Linked DNA regions of Homo sapiens: regions 2 and 3 are each linked to region 1. A link is a loop called in an ENCODE intact Hi-C map of the cell type or tissue named here. Cell type or tissue: A673. All regions are shown on one strand.

The links. A loop is a pair of places that touch in the nucleus more often than their neighbours do. Peaks named below come from ENCODE experiments on the same cell type or tissue, not always from the same donor. Only the 100,000 strongest peaks of a DNase experiment are listed, where the experiment ranks them.
Region 2: a loop joins it to region 1, with 4 times the contacts of the local background. A loop is called at or near these places in 19 of 110 quality-filtered maps.
Region 3: it touches region 1 in a loop (8-fold over the local background); 12 of 110 quality-filtered maps call a loop at or near these places.

Annotation. Positions count from the first base shown.
Region 1 is chr17:48,617,423-48,619,922 of GRCh38, forward strand. No RefSeq gene overlaps it. Among named protein-coding and RNA genes, the nearest start is that of HOXB8, 3.4 kb to the left of the region's middle. RefSeq lists an enhancer at 88-611. In A673, a CTCF peak has its summit at 1,339 (motif pointing left); DNase peaks (open chromatin) are centred at 1,329 and 1,819; H3K4me3 peaks cover 512 bases; H3K27ac peaks cover 614 bases.
Region 2 is chr17:48,260,076-48,262,575 of GRCh38, forward strand. All of the region lies in intron 4 of SKAP1 (src kinase associated phosphoprotein 1), which reads right to left. Among named protein-coding and RNA genes, the nearest start is that of SKAP1-AS2, 33 kb to the right of the region's middle. In A673, a CTCF peak has its summit at 1,409; a DNase peak (open chromatin) is centred at 1,406.
Region 3 is chr17:48,133,814-48,136,313 of GRCh38, forward strand. SKAP1 (src kinase associated phosphoprotein 1) reads right to left here. Exons shown (of 13, transcript NM_003726.4): 13 at 1-3. Among named protein-coding and RNA genes, the nearest start is that of MIR1203, 21 kb to the right of the region's middle. In A673, a CTCF peak has its summit at 1,493 (motif pointing right); a DNase peak (open chromatin) is centred at 1,468.

The sequences.
Region 1 (2,500 bases):
TGGTCATTATTTGAAAACTCACCGGCGAGGTACAAATTCAATGGCTTGTTCTAAATCATCTCTACACCGTGCCAGAAATTCCTGATGGAAGGAAAATGTTTCTGTTATAGGAAAAAAAAAAAAAAAAAACGAAAGAGCGAGGAGACAATTTATAAACACCCAGCGGAGCGCAGATTTATTAGAGAAACTCAAGTTGAGGAGAAACTCCGCTTACCTCCTTGCACTAAGTCCTGGTGGGGGAGAGGAGAGGCTGCAGCTGGGGTGATTTTGAGGGGGTGGGAGTATCTATTGCTGGCGCAGGTTTGTCGGATGGAAGGCAGGGATCCGGCGGGGCCGGGAGGACACAGGAGATTTGGAATGCAAGGGGCTGTGAACAACCAGGGTGCGGGTCTCAGAACGAAAGTGCCCGGAGTCCAGACCTCCAGCTGCTCAATGAGGAAAGGACCGGCGCCCCCAGGTTTGCCTGCGGCCAGGGCCAAGGCGCACTGAAGCCGCACCTCTCACCTGGAAGCCCAGGAACCCAGGGAGAACAGAGCTCCTGCGTCCTGACGCCGCGCCCGCCTTCGCGCCCATGGGAAAACGCGCATTCTTTGGGAGCGCGCAAAGCATCCAGAGACCACATCCGAGCCTTCCCGCACCCTGCTGCCCTGGGGAGCCCCTGCCCCGTGCCTAGGTCGCCCTGCGCGAGCCCAGCCCAGCCCTGGACTCATACAAAGGCTCCAGAGCTTGCGCCCGTGCGAAGCCGCCCTGCCGGCTTTGGGCATCTCCGAATCCCCACAAAAGCTATGGCTCCATTCCCCCACACACACAAACTGGGGGGTCTCGGGCTGGCTTACGTGATTTTCTCTCCAGCCGATGGGCAGCTTCCTCTCCATCCTACCTTCTTTTGCCGGCTAGCCCCTCTCACCTGACCTGCTGACCCGCATCCAGGGACATTCCTTTCGCCTCCTTTCACGGAAAATCTCGTTGTTTCGAATCAATTCTCCTTTTGGATTTGGACCCATTATTCCTATTATTACTATTATTCCCCGTTTTCACGCATTTGTTGCCCCACCGAACACAGCAACTGGGTGAGAATCACTGAGCCCTCCTCTTGGGGAAAATTCAGAAAATTGACCATTTGAGGAGATGGGGGAACACTACTATAACTGAAATCTATAAAATGGGGGTAAGGCCATAACGAGCCCTATTTTTTTTATTAGGTACAAATTATTCATGACTTTTGGTAGCACTCAGTTCCTGGATTCAGGGCCGACCAAGGCGCGGTGCCGGGAGCAGACATCCGCAGCTGCCGCTCCAGGGAGTTTCACATGGAGCAAGGGTGCCATCTAGCGGCTGCTCTGCGAAAAGGCGCCGCAGCCACCGGCTCCACCAGTTTTCTGGGAGAGCAGCCGCAGAGGTGGCCAGCAGGAGAAACTTTCATAACTAGCAGTAAAAGGGGAGGGATAGGGAGTGGGCATCGGAATCAGGAAACGGTTCATGAAATTGTGTAGATAAGCTAAAAAATAGAAAAAAAACACAACAGAGGGGAGGAAAAAAAAGAAGCCCTAAGCTTTTTTCTTTCTACGTACACCTCCCACCCCTGCCCCTAATTTCTAGCGGAGACCGCAAAGCAGTGCGCCCTTTATGGCCTGTAAAAAGGGGGACCGAGCAGTTTTCAAACTCCACGCGATTGTTTCAAATTCTGAGGAGAAACAGTTGGGCTTTTTGTCGGGGGAGAGGAGGCCTGAGAGGATAGGATGAGACTGTAAAAGAATCAAGAGGCTGCCCGCGCCCAGACGTCTGGCCCCGCCGGACCTGAGTGTGTGTGTGTGTGTGTGTGTGTGTGTGTGTGTGTGTGTGTGTGTGCGCGCGCGCGCAGGAGGCTCCTCGTTTCCGACGCCTGATTCTGGAGGGGGTGTGAAGAACAAAGACAAGAGCCCCAGTTGCAATTTCTGAAGCATTTGCGACAACAAAGTGTTCTTTCCCGGCTTCTCTCTTCTCCCTCTCTGCCCCCTGCCACCCCCCGCCCCGGAAGCCCGGAGCCCCGTGTTCTGTGCGGGTGAGGGTGAAGGCTGCCGGAGCGGGGCCCACCCATTCCCCCGCCAGGCCGGGAGCCCCGGCCCAGCTGCGGCTCTCTCAGCTCCGGAAAGTTTCCCCTCGCTGTTTGCTTTGCTGCTGTTTAGTTTCTTAACCTTCAGAAATTTATACGCTATAAACTTTTATAGCGGTCATATTATTTTATTGCTGCGCACACGGCATTGAATTCCTCTCCCGGCTTCTCTCTGCCTCGCACTCTGGCGGTGTCCCTCTCTGAATCTCTCTTTTATGACAACTGATTTCCCCATCTCCGGCTTCCGAGCCTCCGCATCTTCGCCTTTGTTTGTCTTTAAAGAAGCAGCCCTGGGCTGGGGACCCAGACGCTGCAGGCAGAGGCCCCTCCAAGCGCCCTCGCCCCTACCACGCAGCACTCCCCTCTGTTCCAGCCTCGCTGAGCGTTTGCTTTAGGCAGAAACCGACC
Region 2 (2,500 bases), 360 kb before region 1:
GAAGACAACCATAGCATGAAAAGTGAGCAGCATGGATGACAAAATTAGAAAAAAATGAAAAGAGAGAAGTGTTGGACAATTGTTTCCCACAAATCTAAAAGAAATAATTAGGAATTTGATGTGGACAAGAAACTCCGAGGCTAGCAGCATGAAATACATAAATTTAAAACTAGTAACTTAGCATTTTAAGAAGCCATTAAGAAATCTCCTGTTTGAATGTGAATTTAAGAGTAAGGGAGATGAGTTTATTAGGATCTGGTCTTTAATGAAGAATATCAATTGAGTCCATCAAAAAATTGTGTACAAGAGGCTATTAAACAATGTAGACATATTTAAAGTGTGCTCAACTATAAACAAACACTAGAAACATTAGAATAAAACCACCTGAATTGTCTTTCAAGGTTAATGAGTTGGCATTTAGATTCATTCCATTCTCAAGTTTACTTGCAAAGATAAGAAGGGTCATTAAGTTGTATTATCGGTTCAATTTAATTGATTTGACTCGTGGACATCATATTAGAAACTGGAAAATGCCCAAGAATAAACACTGGAGGGGTGTGTGTGTGTATCAATATACATGGAAAGAAACAGGTAAATGTGTTGTAAGATGGAAAAAAAGGAAGTTAATGACATTATTTATATCGGAATCACCACGTGAAAAGAAATCAAGGTAAACGTCCAGATCAAAGCTTTTTCACACCATGACTATCTCGAATCAGCTTTTCTCCTTTCCTTAATTGGTTAACCACACACACACAGTTTAACAACAAAGGCAACCAAGTGGTCAAGGGATGCAAGAAACCTGGTGAAAACAAATGCCACGTTCTTAGTACTACTGTTCCCCTGCCTGGAACATTCTTCTTCTGTTCATCTTTTAAGATTCACCTCAAAATCCAGATACTCTAAAATGCTGTTCGGAATCCCTGATGTGAATTTAATCACTCCCTCTCCTGCAGTATTTAAAAAAACTTCTATTATAGCAATTATCACATTTTAGAATTAGAATTATTATAGTTGTGTTTGGATCTGAACGACCCCTAAGTCTGCAAGTCCTAGGAGGGCAGGGGTCAGTCCTTGACAATTTTTGGAAAATTTCTGATGCCATGCTCTGCAAGGATGTTTATCTGAATTAGTTGAAAGGATGACTTAAAACCATCTCTCAAAATACGCCATGCTTTAATGCTGTGGACAGTAAAGAATCTATGCTTTGGTGAACAACAGAAGAGTGACATGCCTGTGACTCACTCTGAATAGAGCCTTATAAAGCCTTAAAAAGAAATGTGGCACCAACCTTTACCCTCTCCTTATATACGCAGGAATCCTTGGGAGCTACAGGGTTAGTTTGGTTGCTAGGAGTAAGGCCTGAGAATTATTAGTGAACTGGCATCCTGGAAGCAGTAGGGGGCGTTTTACGCTGAGGATGCTATTGGAGGATGTACTCACAGACTGTGTGATGGGCGGTCACCTAGTCATTGTCCTGGTGACCTTTTAAATGTAAGCAGCAGGAAGCATAACTCAGGCCTGGTAGCAGTGATCAGAGTCATGGGGGAACAAACTGTAAAAATTCCAAAGCAAGGGCCATACTGAACCCAGAATTCTCAAATTCAGGAAGAAACTTCCTAGGCTAATTAATAGAGTTTGTTACTTAGGTTTCCCACATCAAAAGGGATTTGGTGTCGTTGTTTTCTACCCTTTCTATTCCTTGCCCCCTTATGGCATTACAGGTTCCTTTTGTTTTATGGTGGGGGAAAAAACCATACACACAATGAAAGAATATTGAAAAAGTTCTGTAAAAGCTCCCCTGAGAGAGAAAAATCTCTGGAAGTCATTCTTCCTCTTGGAAAGGCGTTGGATCAATTTCATTCTTCTCCAGATAACACATAAAACTCAGCACAGGCTATGTAAGTAAAAGAAAGTTTCAGTGAGGGTTTGTTTCTTGCTGCCAAGGGTCTGCAACTTCGAATTGCCTGAAATACTGAACATATTGAGACATGAATGCTGCAAACATCTAAAAATATTAGTAGTGTGGCTGCCTACAAAGAAGATGGAGGGCCTACCTGAGGCGGCAGAGCCTCTTACATTGGAGGGTTGGAGAGAATCATCCACCTGCAGGAGGCCCCCAGTCAGGAGGTTAGAAGACCATATTTAAGAAGAAGGAATCACAGTCCAAGTTCGGCCTCAAACCAGTACATTTTAAGAGTCTCAGTAGATAGCAAAGAGATCATAAAAATGACTCACCAAAAGGCATATATTAAAATTGGACTGGGATGCATTTTTAAGAAAGCCAGAAAACTCCAAGAGCATAGCTTCAGAATAAGAACAACACATGGTTTTTTGGGGGGGAAGTTTAATAAACTGCAGTTTTGGATTACCTTAATCCATATCCTTAATCCACAAAATTCTGTCATTCACTGTTTTGGGCAATGTGACATTATATTTTATTGTAAAGTATTATAGTATATTTCTGTTTGATGAGTAAAAACTTGAACAATTAAAATAA
Region 3 (2,500 bases), 480 kb before region 1:
TTCCTAAAGGAGGAAAAATACATAAATTTGCTTTTGTGATTCAAAATATAGATGTATTAAAGGGCACAGAGTATAATGTTTTCCCCCTTACCCTGTCTCACAGTTTCTCTGTCCTTGGAGGCAACCATGTTATCATTTCATGTCTCCCTCCAGAAATATCCCATACAAATATAAACAAATAGGTATATATAGTCTCCAGTCCTTTTTTATACAAATGGGGCAAATTTGGCTCCCATTCTTTGCTGTTTTATTTTTTTTAAACTTACCAACATATTTCAGAATGTATTCCACACAGTTTCCCTTTCTTTTTTACTGTTGCATAATATTCACTTCTATGAATGTACTATAGTTATTTGACTAGTTCTCTGTTAAACATTTAGGTCATTTCCAAGTGTTTGCTATTACAATGAACCGTATGTGCCTGTCATTTTGCATATGTGCAAGTATAGCTGTAGGATAATTTCTATTTTTTTTTCTTTTTTTACCCAAACCAAAAATGGTCAATAGGATAAATTCTTTTTTTTAGATGGAGTCTTGCTCTGTTGCCCAGGCTGGAGTACAGTGGCTTGATCTCAGCTCACTGCAACCTCCGCCTCGTGGATTCAAGCAATTCTCCTGCCTCAGCCTCCTGAGTAGCCGGGTTACAGGCGCCCGCCACCACGCCTGGCTAATTTTTGTATTTTTAGTAGAGATGAGGTTCCACCATGTTGGTCAGGCTGGTCTCGAACTCCTGACCTCGTTATCTGCTCCCCTTGGCCTCCCAAAGTGCTGGGATTACAGGCGTGAGCCACTGCGCCTGGCCAGATAAATTCTTAGAAATAGATTTGTTGGGCCAAAGACAATGAAGAGATAAACAAATAAATGACAGAGTGAAAAGGGTGAATTTGTTTTTTATTTTTATTTATTTTTTTTGAGATGGAGTCTCTGTCACCCAGGCTAGAGTACAATGGCGCGATCTCGGCTCACTGCAACCTCCGCCTCCCAGGTTCAAGTGATTCTCCTGCCTCAGCTTCCCAAGTAGCTGGGATTACAGGTGCCCGCCACCATGCCTGGCTAATTTTTGTATTTTTAGTAGAGATGGGGTTTCACCATGTTGGTGAGGCCGGTCCCGAACTCCTGACCTCAAGTGATCCACCTGCCTTGGCCTTGAAAGTGCTGGGACTACAGGTGTAAGCCACCATGCCCGGCTGGCTGGATTTGTTTAGATTTGACAGAAAAATTCCAACCCTCTATACTTGTGGCCATGAAACAGTCTTCATCAGGAAAATCATAAAGTCAAACCTTGAGTGACAGGCCTGAGCTGGTGTTGTATGGTTGTACAAGGGCATTGGAGAATAAGATCTATCCTTATGTATTTTCCTAAATGAGTTCACTCAGCTGCTGCAGCACACTAGAGTGGGCTCTGGTCTGGACTCCAAGGAATGTTTGTATCACTGTCACACTGATGCCATTCTTTACCCCCAGCAGTGAAGACTGCTCCTATTTCAGGCCAGAAGATGGAGCTAGTGACAACATGCTGGTCTTGGGGGCCCTCCATCAGAATCTTAATTCTAACCAAAACCCACTCTGCACCAAAGTGGCTCCCACTATTACTCCACCCAAACCAGGCACCCACCCCCACTATTTTGAAACACAATGTGGTTCTTGCTAATACAACACAAACCTATTCTTTTTCTTTTTTTGAGACAGGATCTTGCTCTTTCACCCAGGCTGGCGTGCAGTGGTGCAGTCATGGCTCACTGTAATCTCAACCTCCTGGGCTCAAGCATTCCTCCCACCTTAGCCTCCCAAGTAGCTGGGCCTACAGACGTGCACCACCACACGTGGCTAATTTTTTAAAAAAAATTTTGTAGAGACCTTCTGCCCAGGCTGGTCTCAAACTCCTGATCTCAAGTGATCCTCCTGCCTTGGCCTCCTGAAGTGTTGGGATTACAGGTGTGAGCCACTGTGCCTGGCCCTGCAAACCATATTCTCTATTACTTAAAAGTTAATTTGATTATGTTCCATAGTTCCAATATTTCATATGTTCCAATATAAGGAATCCTCATATTGGATTCCTAATCTTGGTCAGTCATATTGCAATATGTGGGGATTTTGGGGAAATGGTGCCCTGGGTTTGAGAGCTGGGGATAAACCTAGATCCATCCCTGTGGCAAAAATTGCTAGTTTTATCCCAATATCCATTCTTCCCTTTGTATTTAATCATGAATCTCCCAATTCTAAGCTGGACACAGGGCTATAAGCTTTCTTTACAGCTTGCTGTGTCCATATATTCCAACTTCTGACCAATGGAATGTGAAAGGAAGTGTGTGCGCAACATCTGTGAAGTACCCTTAAAGGAAGAGGGTATGCTTTTCTCTCTCTTTTTTTTTTTTCTCAAGACAGTCTTGCTCTGTTGCCCAGGCTGGAGTGCAATGGCGTGATCTTGGCTCACTGCAACCTATGCCTCCCGGGTTCAAGCGATTCTCCTGCCTCAGCCTCCTGAGTAGCTAGGATTATA